4 separate regions of the Homo sapiens genome follow, and regions 1, 2 and 3 are each linked to region 4. The links are chromatin contacts, found by Hi-C in ENCODE. All regions are on one chromosome and are shown on one strand. The core of a region is the stretch at or near the end of the contact, and the rest is flanking DNA. Distances in the headings are between cores, read along the strand shown. Region 1 holds the start of SCOC-AS1 (SCOC antisense RNA 1). Region 2 overlaps GAB1 (GRB2 associated binding protein 1). Region 3 holds the start of ELMOD2 (ELMO domain containing 2). Region 4 holds the start of IL15 (interleukin 15).

The links. Hi-C counts contacts between places; a loop is a spot of excess contacts on that map. Pooled maps may share reads with other maps.
Region 1: a pooled map shows a loop between it and region 4 (16-fold over the local background). The contact joins the promoter of SCOC-AS1 here to the promoter of IL15 in region 4. A Hi-C loop is called at or near these places in 3 of 37 single-sample maps with no recorded cell type and 9 of 50 pooled maps.
Region 2: a map with no recorded cell type shows a loop between it and region 4 (4-fold over the local background). The contact joins the enhancer-like site here to the promoter of IL15 in region 4. A Hi-C loop is called at or near these places in 4 of 37 single-sample maps with no recorded cell type and 5 of 50 pooled maps.
Region 3: a loop to region 4 is called in a map with no recorded cell type, with 7 times the contacts of the local background. The contact joins the promoter of ELMOD2 here to the promoter of IL15 in region 4. A Hi-C loop is called at or near these places in 2 of 37 single-sample maps with no recorded cell type and 10 of 50 pooled maps.

Annotation. Positions count from the first base shown.
Region 1 is chr4:140,371,953-140,374,652 of GRCh38, forward strand. SCOC-AS1 (SCOC antisense RNA 1) reads right to left here and starts at 1,440. Exons shown (of 5, transcript NR_033939.1): 1 at 1,311-1,440. SCOC (short coiled-coil protein) reads left to right here and starts at 1,694. Exons shown (of 4, transcript NM_001153484.2): 1 at 1,694-1,765. RefSeq lists enhancers at 1,377-1,878, 1,574-1,623 and a silencer at 1,784-1,983.
Region 2 is chr4:143,357,698-143,360,397 of GRCh38, forward strand. The region is part of intron 1 of GAB1 (GRB2 associated binding protein 1); the gene reads left to right. Among named protein-coding and RNA genes, the nearest start is that of MIR3139, 16 kb to the left of the region's middle. Within about 2 kb of position 1,439, at least 24 of the 41 ENCODE cell types and tissues checked have a DNase peak (open chromatin) inside an H3K27ac peak, as active enhancers do.
Region 3 is chr4:140,522,894-140,525,593 of GRCh38, forward strand. It overlaps ELMOD2 (ELMO domain containing 2), which reads left to right and starts at 1,275. Exons shown (of 9, transcript NM_153702.4): 1 at 1,275-1,387; 2 at 2,527-2,677. The coding sequence starts at 2,536. RefSeq lists silencers at 977-1,326, 1,517-1,636.
Region 4 is chr4:141,635,312-141,638,011 of GRCh38, forward strand. It overlaps IL15 (interleukin 15), which reads left to right and starts at 1,272. Exons shown (of 8, transcript NM_000585.5): 1 at 1,272-1,437. RefSeq lists an enhancer at 1,185-1,274.

The DNA.
Region 1 (2,700 bases), core at 190-2,689, 1.3 Mb before region 4:
CAATATGCTATAACATGGATGAACTCTGAGGCATTATGCTAAATGAAATAAGCCAGTCATAAAAGGGCAAATTCTGTATTATTCCACTTAGGTGAGGTACCTAGAGTAGTCAAACTGATAAACACAAAGTAAGATGATTACTGCCAGAGGATGAGGGGAATAGGAAATGGAGAGTTGCTCTTTAATAGGTATACAGTTTTAGTTTGGCAAGATGAAAAGAGAGATTGGTTCTGGAGATTGGTTGGAGAACAATGTGGAATGTATCTTATACTACTGAAGTTAAAAATGGTTAAGATGGTAAATTTTATTCTATGTATATTTCACTACAATTAAAAATATTTAAAAATACTGTTCTAGCAAAAACAAAAGGTTGCTTTTAATAGTTTCTCTTGATCTTTGGTGTCCTGCAATTTCACCGTTGCATAGAATTCTTATATTAATCCTGCTCAAGAATAAGTACTTCTTGAATCTGAAAATTCAAATATTCCACAATCTTGGAAAATTCTTAGTTATTACTCTTTGAATACTGCCTGCATCCATTCTCTCTAGTCTCTCTTTTTTGGCACTCCTATTAGATTTATGTTGGATTTTTTTTCATTTATTTAGCTCCTACATTGCATTCTAGTAAATTTCCTCAAACTGAATATTGCAGTCGCAGCCAAATGCATAGTTCTCAAAACACTGAATAGAAGATATTTTTATATAGCTCTTAAAATGATTAAGGCGATGTGTCAGCAAACTGTGCCAGAAGTAAAAAGTCAAGAAACAGGGAGACATAAGGCTTGTCTCTACAGCTTAGGAGGCTGTGCCAAAGCCAAAATAATAATGTATTGCTGTGGATGTCTACCTTGTACTCAACGAATATTAAAGCAGGATGCCGCTTTGTGTCAAGTACTAGATTACGATGAACGGTGTCACGAAGAACACTCCACTCTTGATACCGTATATGTGACCTTGAGCAAGAAATGTGTTCACGCTCAGGCTTCAGTTCCTTTCTGTGGGTTGCTGTGAGGCTCCACAGGGGTAAGGTAAGCACAAGTGCTATGCCTCAGTACCACTAGGGTATTTTCTCAATTCTAAAATATTAAATGGCCACGCACTACAGATTTAATAATAGTTTCGGAGGAGGGGCGTGAGGAGAGGAACATTCCACTAGCTCAACTATAAGCTTTCCGATTTCGGAAATAAGAAAAATATGAAAAAGTCTGCTTTTAGAATTAAGGAACGACGGTGTCGCGTTGACTTTCTCTGCTTGGTTCGCAAACGCTCTTTTCTCGAACTTGAATGACTTCTCTGTCGCTCATACCAACCTCTTTCCTGAATGACTTCTCTGTCGCTCATACCAGCCTCTTTCCTGATTTTCCACACTGGGATTCTCACTCCAATTCTCAGGTTTCCTGATAGACCTGATGAGCCGCTTCACCAGCGCCGCTTAGCTTCGCTTCTTTACTGTCATTGGCTGTCGCTGTTCCAGGTCCCGCCCACAGCGACCTCAATCCTGATTGGATGTCAGTGTCCTTTTGTTATGGCAAAGGTGGATCCCGGTGCTTTGAGATTGGACGACTGGGGTGAGGCGGGCAGCTAATGCGCAGGCGTGTATTCTCGAGTCAGGATTGGCGGGCGAGCGGCTGGGACGGGATGGGATTCTTCTCACGGCGCACGTTCTGTGGGCGGAGTGGGCGGAGCTGCCGGGGTCAGTTGGTCCAAGTGTCCCGGCCTGAGGTGTCGGCCGGATCCCTCCTTCTCCCGGCGCCTCAAGCGGAAGGTGAGGGCCGTCCCGGGCAGCGGAGGGCCTGGCCCCAGGCGACTAGAGCTGCATCCTCAGTACCTCCGAGGGCCTGGAGGGCGGGGCGGGCTGGACGCGGCCCTGCGCACCGGGGGCCCGGGAGGAGCGGTCTCGGGCCTGGGCATTTGGTGGGCGGCGGAGGCCTGGCTCCCGGCAGAACCCTTGCGCGACCTCTTTTTCTCCTGTTTTCGTTGTCAGGCCCAGGCGTTCTTTGGGAGAGGGACCTCTCGCGGTCCCTGACGCAGACATCGTGTAGCTTTCTCCCCGCAGCTCCTGGGTCGGGAGCCGCTTTGCAGCTCTCGGCTCTGGAATTGGACTGCGGGAGGGGCGTTTGGGTGGAATGGGACCTGGCACGCCTGGACCTTCCCGTGGCTGCTCTGCGAGAGCCTGAGAGATGGGAGGGGAGGCTGAGGTGGGGAGGGAGCCTAGAGAGCCGTAAAATAAGGATTGGACCATTTTTCCAGGCGGCGAAAGCGGCACCTGGGTTTGTTTCCTGATCGTCTTCTCCCCCAGAGTCCTGCTGAACAAGTTTTGGGAAGAAAGGTTTGGAAAGGAGAAAGAGGATACATTCCTGAAAGGCAGGGCTTCTGTTATACAGTGTGTCAACCTCACACTATTACGCAACAATAAGGACAGATGCCATTCCAGGTTGCCAACACGTTTTCTATGCCCGAGGACCCAAAGCTGTGCCCATGTATTCTGGTACCTCTATTCCTGATTAAAATCAGTGTAGCTAGCCATTCTCTGAGAGTATAGCTTCCATTTAAATCCTCATTTGGCCAAACAGTTCCTTGATCTTGTGGAATTTGAAACTGGATTTATTTAACCAGGACAAGTCAAAGCAGAACTTGAACAGATCTGAACAGACATTATATTGAAGTTCCGTAGCTTGAAGGGAATGGAGTTTATTTTCA
Region 2 (2,700 bases), core at 189-2,688, 1.7 Mb after region 4:
CTTGTACTTACCCTTTGGAATAGAAAGATACAGTCTCATGATGCCAACTCTCACCCCTCCTTAAGTGTGTATTTAGTAGTATTTCCAGGAAATGATTCCTTCTACCCTAAGGGCTTTTTCCTTTCCTTTATCTCTTCAAAGATGGTTCTTAAGACTTAGTTTTAAATCATATATATATATATATGAATTATCAGAAAGAGGGAAGAATAAATTTGAGCATTCCTATTTTTTTATACATGTTTTGTAAATCTCTCCTTTAGTGGAAGGGAAAGAGGATGCAACTATGCTGAGAAATGTGTCTGTTATATAAATTGCTATTTTAAAAAACCACTTTTAAAAACTAAGAACCTAGGAAAGAACTCCGGTACGTTAAACCAAGCCCTAAATTTTCAACAGACATTTTAATGATTATATATTTTATACGTTGTGTGTACGTGTGTGTATGCCTTAAAGTTTTTAGATTGAAGTTATTAAATTTCACCTGTCTTTTGTTGCTCTTAAATGATTTACATGTAATTTTGTCAGTGATTCTTACATGATCACCATCTACTCATAATTAATTGTATAGACACAATTTTAAGTTTCATAGCTTTTTTTCCAGTTGAATTGTAACAGCCTGTTTAAAAGACAAATTTATAGGCGATTGTAATCTTCATGAAGCAATGTGAGTTGATGAATACCTTTGAATGTTGTTTCGGTATTTTTCTTTTTTATTATAAAATGTTAAATATTTCATTTGTAGAGCTTCTCTCATGTCAATTTGTTGTATTTGACACAATAGGAATACTCATGCAGTGTTACCAGTTTCGTGATATGCGTTCAACATCTCTGAAGGTGGTGAATATAAAATCTGTTTTTCAAACAAGTACACACATGAAACTAAAACAATTTATTCAAGTCCTAAAACAACGTTAGTGAAACTTCAGTTCTGCCACTGTGCCCACATTTAAGCTGACAGCATGTGTGTGTGAGAAGAAGATACACATTACTGATAATCTCTTTAGAATGCATTAATATTTTCAGGCCCAAATATGAGTATTCAGTAGGTTCATCAGATTAAAAAAGCTAAATGAAATTTAAATATTGACTTGTATGTTTCCTTTAATTAATTTTGGTGACTTACTAATTGGTATTTGTGGGGATACGTAGAATTTTTTGAATTGGTGTTTGTATTCTCCATGTTTTAGTTATAAAGCACTATGAAGAGAAAGTGAATGAAGAGGCTGCCTTCAGGTGTAGTAAGGTTTAACTTCTATCCCGGTTCCAACTTGTCCTGCTGTCAGCTTGCTCCTTAGCTCCCTGGCTTATTTACATATTGTATAATCCAGACTGGCTTGTCCCGTTTGGTAGGTTGGTTATAAACTGCAGAGCTAAGTAAATGTGTGATAACATTTTAAATGGTATGAGAAGTTAAACAGTACTTAAGGAGTGATGTCGTAAAGAACCCCAGCTGTCAGGTGCCCCAGGGTTGGCCTCCTTTGGGGCCATTTCCGTTTTCTCTGAGTAACAGGAAATAAATGTGAAACTATAGTAAATTCTGGTCAGATGATGACCCCCTCATCCAGATGAGATGTAGCATGCTGGATCTGATACTGAAAATGTTTGATACTGAAAGTAGATTATTAACTATTTCCATTAATGAGTTTTGTACACAGGCAGAACAAATCAACAAAAAACCCACGGAAGCATTTTTATCTGTCTTTACCCAATATGAAAACAGTAAAGGCTAGACAAGTCCTGTTCTCCTCCTCCCTCGGTGTATAATGAGAGAACATTTCCATGTGCTTTGTGATGACCATTTCTAGTGGCTGCATGATACTGTGTCCAGTTGTAGGATTATTGGGTTTCCCAAAACATCACTGCTCTTCAGTGTTTAACATTATGAAAAGTTGTGCCTTATCCCCTGTGTGAGTGCTCTAAGCTCTCTGTAAGGCTGTGTGCCCTGGTCATTGTTGAGTATGTCCTTTTCATATTCATTTATAATCAGGCCAGCCAAAGATTGGAATCTAATGGTGGATGTCAAAGTCTTTCCTAGAGTACCTCTTCCTTCCCTACTGGGTCTCTCTGAGATTTTCAGGGGTTGCCAGTGGCAAAGGGTGTTTGTTAACCCCTAAAGTGATGGTGATGGTTTCTCCCTATTGTGTTATACTGTGCATTTGCTCCAATTTCAGGGTTCCTTGGTTCAAAGGAACGCTGGGGAACCCTAACTTTGAAGATCTCAATTTGACAGCAACCTGCCTTTTTCCATGAGTCACTGTTAGTTCAAAATACCCAAAAAGAGATTCTCATTTCTGTAGGTTGGGCAAGTTGCAGCCTGCTTGATTTTTTAGTGTCTTTGGTTTATAATGATTTTAGAGAGTAGAAGAGGAAATGGCTGTTTATTGTATGTTGCATAAAACTATATGGCCTTGTGCAAATGATCTAACTTTATATGAATCCTGGATTGAAGACAGATGTTTCTTTTGTATAAGTAGATTCACCACTCTGTGTCCTACTCTGAAATAATGAGGGGGAGAATAATCCCATATATATCACATCAATTTTAAAAAACCGGAATTCAAGAACTGGGAAATTTTTCAGTTTACATTCTCCTGATTCTGATTTTGTTTCTTACGTTATTTTTCTATTTTAAATTTGCTTTTATTATTTGAGATAAAAAATACTTTGTTTCCATTCTAAGTTTTGTTTTTTGAACTAAAG
Region 3 (2,700 bases), core at 25-2,524, 1.1 Mb before region 4:
TATGGGACAGGGATGACGGCTTATGCACCCTGCACATGGCTAGTGTTCTACAATTAGTCCATTTTTTAAACGCTGGTTGAGATGTGGGAAAGTATGTATCACTTGCTTCAATTCAAGGAGTTGGAAGGAATATACATATATACACTTGCATATAATATTTTTGGAATTAGAAACAAGAAAGTAATACTGGTTGCTTCTGAGCAAGGTGACGGAGGTATCAGGAGTTTTGGGTGGATGGGGAAATTTGTTTTCAGTATCAGTTGTCCTTTGTATTTATATTCTACTCTCCCCCTTGCTCTTTCTCCTCCAGCCACCCCGGCCTTCTTGCTCTTCCTCCAACATTTCAAAAACCCTCCCAATTCAAGGTCTTTGCACTTGTCATTCTGGTGCCTGGATCACTCTCCCTCCAGATACTCCCACAGTAAACTCCCTTACTTCGTTCAATGAGGCCAAAATGCCACGTTAATAATGAGACTTCCTTGACCACACTGTATGCAATGACTTCCCCCACAGACTCCCCATTACCCCTTAGCTAACAACCCCTATACCCTTAACATTTAGTAGCATCTGACATATTAAATATTTGGCTGTTTGTTTCGTGTTTGACTGCCTTTTGGAACACTGCCTGTGCTAACAATCAACAAATACTTGTTGAATTAAGAAACTTACTGCTTGAGGTTTTTAAAAAGTAATCACGAAATTACTTTTTCAACAAAAACAACCAGTTAGGGAATAAACATTTGATAAATTAACTTTTAGACCTATAGTATTATAGGATAAAGTCCAAACTTCGTTTCTCAACACATGGACTTTCCTCATCTGCCACGTATTGGCCACAGTCAAGTAGCCGGTTCCCTTTTCTCGTGCATAAAGTGGAGTTATTCATAATTACTTCACAGAATTAAGATTCAATGCAGATGAAAGCGCTTTTGTAACTAAGGCACTATAAGTTACCGTAAGCACAGGGTTTCTTCCGCGCTTGGAGCCTAGGAATAGTACAAGGTGTCAACCCGCGCTAAGGACCTGAGGTTCAAGGAGGGAAAAGTCTCCAGCGCAGCGCTAGGAGGCGCTACTCCGGCGCGGGGCGGGGCTCCTGGCCGCCGTTGCCAGGGAAACCGTCTGGGCGTCCCTAGTATCTGAGCCCTCGCGCCTGGGCCACTCAGCTCGACCTCTCTCCAGCGTTAGCAATAGGTGGAGCGCGGGCCAATCGGAAGAGGCCGGAGGGGCGGGGCGGGCAGTGGCCCTGGGAAGGCGGGTCCGCGGCCTCGCTCCCTGACTTCCGGGTCGCGGTGCTTGAAGGGAGTGTTCCGTCGTTTCCGTTGCCGGCTGTTTGCAGTGGGGAAACCGAGGCAGCTCCTGCTCCCCCTAGTTCTTCCGCTCCTGTGAGGTGGCTGCTGTTTCTTTTCCTCTTGCCCCGGATGCCTCGGTGCGGCTGCACTGAGAGCGCGCGGGCTCGCGAGCCCCGCGGGGTTCTGCGGGAACCCGGGGGCGCCTGGGCCGGCGGGTCTTTGTGCGAGCCCTGCCCTCCCATTCGCGGGCGGCGCGCGAGGGGGGTCGGCGCAGAGACGCCCAGAGCCCTGGGGTGCTCAGGCGCCGCTACGCGTGCATCCCCTCTGCTCGGCAGTTCTGCGCTTTTGTCCTAATGAGCGCGGACTAGATGGCTTGATTTTCAAGATAATGATCAACCCAGCTGTGCTATGCGCTCTTTCTGCACTGACCTGCGGGTACTTCGAACTTCGACAGTCCCTCCTCAGGCCCTAGTCCAGAGGTGACGTGTCTGTGGGAATGTTTAAGGCAGGAAGGAGACGAGCAATTTTGTTTTTAAGTATCTCCCTCTCACTAGTATCTCCCTGACTTTTTCATTTAGAAGCTGAAGAATTTTCTTATGGCATAAGATATAGTTGTATCGAGTGTGTACTTAGCAAAACAAAAACTTGTTAGTATTTCTGCCCTTGACCTATTGAATGGAAAATCAAGAATGAGCTAAGGTGTTATATACTCAGTGTTCAACTTGTATACTTAAGTTTGTAGTGTTTTTATTTGCTGGCATCACCTGACTGGGACAGTTGTAACGAATTATCCACATGGGATAAGAAGAGTGTATTCTATAAAAACAACTCTGATGTTTTGGTATATATTTTAATTGTTGATTAGTTGGAGTCCTCTTGATCTTGAACTGTTGAGCCCCAGTTCTCAAAGAATGGGAAGTTAGGAAACTAAGATATGAAATACAATTATTTAGCAAAAAGTGCAAACCATTCTGTTACTCTTTCAAGCCATTGAATAGTTTGAGTACATTGTTTGAATTTTAGTTTTGAAAAAGTGATTAATTGGCCATTTGATCATCAATTAATAGCGGTATATATTACACCTGCCATTGTTTTTAAATGCCTAATTAAACTGTCAAAACAGACACAATGAAATGATAGATACATAATTTGAGATTTGATCAGTTGTATAAACTTTTTAAATTTTAAAATTCAGTTTAAGGTCATTAAGCTTGTCTTGTATGTTTCCCTCCTCCAGGAAAAAAAAATGTTTATTTCTTTGTGGGAGTTCTTCTATGGGCACTTTTTTCGATTTTGGATGAAATGGCTATTACGACAGATGACTGGGAAGTGTGAATTGCAGCGAATATTTGATACCTATGTAGGTGCACAAAGGACACACAGGATAGGTAATGTTATTCAAAAAGAAAAA
Region 4 (2,700 bases), core at 22-2,521:
ATGAAAAATTCTGACTGGTCTTGAAATCCATTGACACCATCACAAGAAAATTCAACATGACATCGTCATGAACAGAAATGGATGATGGCTTCATATTCTTAAATATAATTTCCAACTATGGTGAAATTTTGAATGGTTGTAAAAACTGTTTTTGCATTTTTATACCTCACTTATTTTGTTAATGGAGACTATCTAGAGTTTGATGTAATTCTCATCAAAAAGTCCATCAGTAATTATTTCAAATATAAAACTGATATCAAAAAATTGAGTTAATGAAAATAAACTCAAATTTTTCATAAAAATATGAAATTATATTATACGGAACTTTATGTACATGGAAAGTGAATAATTTCTATTATTTTTCTATTTGATATTTATCATATTTATGTAATTAAAAACATAATTAAATTTTAAACTAAATTAAACTGCGCTCCAGGAAGACATCATTTTCTCTGAACCATGACTCTGAAAATTTGGAAAGCACCGTACAAGAGGGATTTTCAGTGATTCACAAGAGTGCAAGATTCTGCAAAGTACTTTCAAAACTAAGCGTGAGATCTTTGCTACTGCCTTTATGGCATGCAAATCACTCAGCCTCAACTCAGTTCCTTCCTCCAATGTAAAAATACTACAAGAACAACATCTCACGCTTCCATCAAATGGGACCATGTGTGATATTTTACACTGGACTACACAATAGGCTGGAAAAGTGATCCGCAGAGAGGCTCATTGCTCTAAGTTCACTCCCTGTACCAACTGTCTTGCACAAAGCTGCCACCCGGGTGTCTTCTTCCAACATTTCCCCTAGTTGGACTTCAAAGTTTCCTTCTTGCAGCCTGTGCGGGGACCAAGAGGCCGGTCTAGAGTAGCCGCCCAGCATCCAGATCCGACATCCTTTTCCCTTTCCTCAGGAAGACTTGGATGCGCGCCAGCCCAGCCCGGGTCTCCAGGTTCAGCTGCGGAAGCTTCCCACATGGTGCCCGTCGCTTGGGATGCGGCTATCCTTGTGCCTTCTCTGCAGGTGTCCCGGCAGGTAGAGGAGGAGACCGGTGGCTGGTGTTCCTGCAGGGCGGGGCTGGGGCTCCTCGATGTCCTTGCGCTTGCCCTGCAAGTTCTGCGCCCCAGGCCCCGGCAGGGACGGAAACAGGCCGGGAAGCAGTGACACCTGGGGCAGTCAGTCATCCAGGAGCCGCCGCCACCCGCCCCACCCCCAGTCTCCGCGGGAGGTGTTTGTCTTCGCCTATGCTCCCGGCTCTTTCTCTTTCACTTTTCTTTTCGCCAGGGGTTGGGACTCCGGGTGGCAGGCGCCCGGGGGAATCCCAGCTGACTCGCTCACTGCCTTCGAAGTCCGGCGCCCCCCGGGAGGGAACTGGGTGGCCGCACCCTCCCGGCTGCGGTGGCTGTCGCCCCCCACCCTGCAGCCAGGACTCGATGGAGGTACAGAGCTCGGCTTCTTTGCCTTGGGAGGGGAGTGGTGGTGGTTGAAAGGGCGATGGAATTTTCCCCGAAAGCCTACGCCCAGGGCCCCTCCCAGCTCCAGCGTTACCCTCCGGTCTATCCTACTGGCCGAGCTGCCCCGCCTTCTCATGGGGAAAACTTAGCCGCAACTTCAATTTTTGGTTTTTCCTTTAATGACACTTCTGAGGCTCTCCTAGCCATCCTCCCGCTTCCGGAGGAGCGCAGATCGCAGGTCCCTTTGCCCCTGGCGTGCGACTCCCTACTGCGCTGCGCTCTTACGGCGTTCCAGGCTGCTGGCTAGCGCAAGGCGGGCCGGGCACCCCGCGCTCCGCTGGGAGGGTGAGGGACGCGCGTCTGGCGGCCCCAGCCAAGCTGCGGGTTTCTGAGAAGACGCTGTCCCGCAGCCCTGAGGGCTGAGTTCTGCACCCAGTCAAGCTCAGGAAGGCCAAGAAAAGGTACCGCAGCTCCCCACTTCCTAACTGCTCCCGTCCCAAACTCATTGTGGGCCGGTGCAGATGTCTGTGCGTGCGCGTCTATCCCTACCTTTGCAAAATCAAATTATCGCCCTCTTCTTTGCTTGCACACGTCTTCTGGGAGAGAAATTTGCAGGAATGGTCAGTGCTTGGCAGTCAGGCCTGGGTCTGTATTGGTTCCAACTCTGCGCCAGCCAGTTATCTCTTAGAGAAGCGATAGTGTATCTAGAATGTCGAAGGAACTTGGAAAAAATACGAGCGAATTTCACTGAAATAAAATCATTATTCAAGGTGGCTTTTAAATGAAAATCCAGCCAATTTTTTCAAGTGTTATTAAGACCGCATGTAGCAAGGGTATATAGTTCATTTGACTTTATGTAATTCCATGCATTAAAAACTATGTTGACTTCAAAGTATGTCTAAACCAAACTAATTCTTAAATGATGCTTACAACAGATTCTTAAATAGGATGAGTCAGCAATTTCAAAACTGGAAGTAAAGTGGTGGTCACCAGCTAGTTTCCATTATATATTTTTAAACTACTATCTAATATTATGATACTGGTGGTGGCCAACTAAGTGGACGTCATCCTTATCTTGTCAGTGTGGTGAAAGAGGCCATATTAGCTAGGCTGAATTTTTGCTCAGGTATTACAGAATAAACTGGTGATTATGCATCCTGCCATGTAGAGGTTATAAGGTGAACCATTCTACTGAAAGCATCAAGATACAATACACTTTTGGAAGGCCGAGGCGAGAGGATAGCTTGA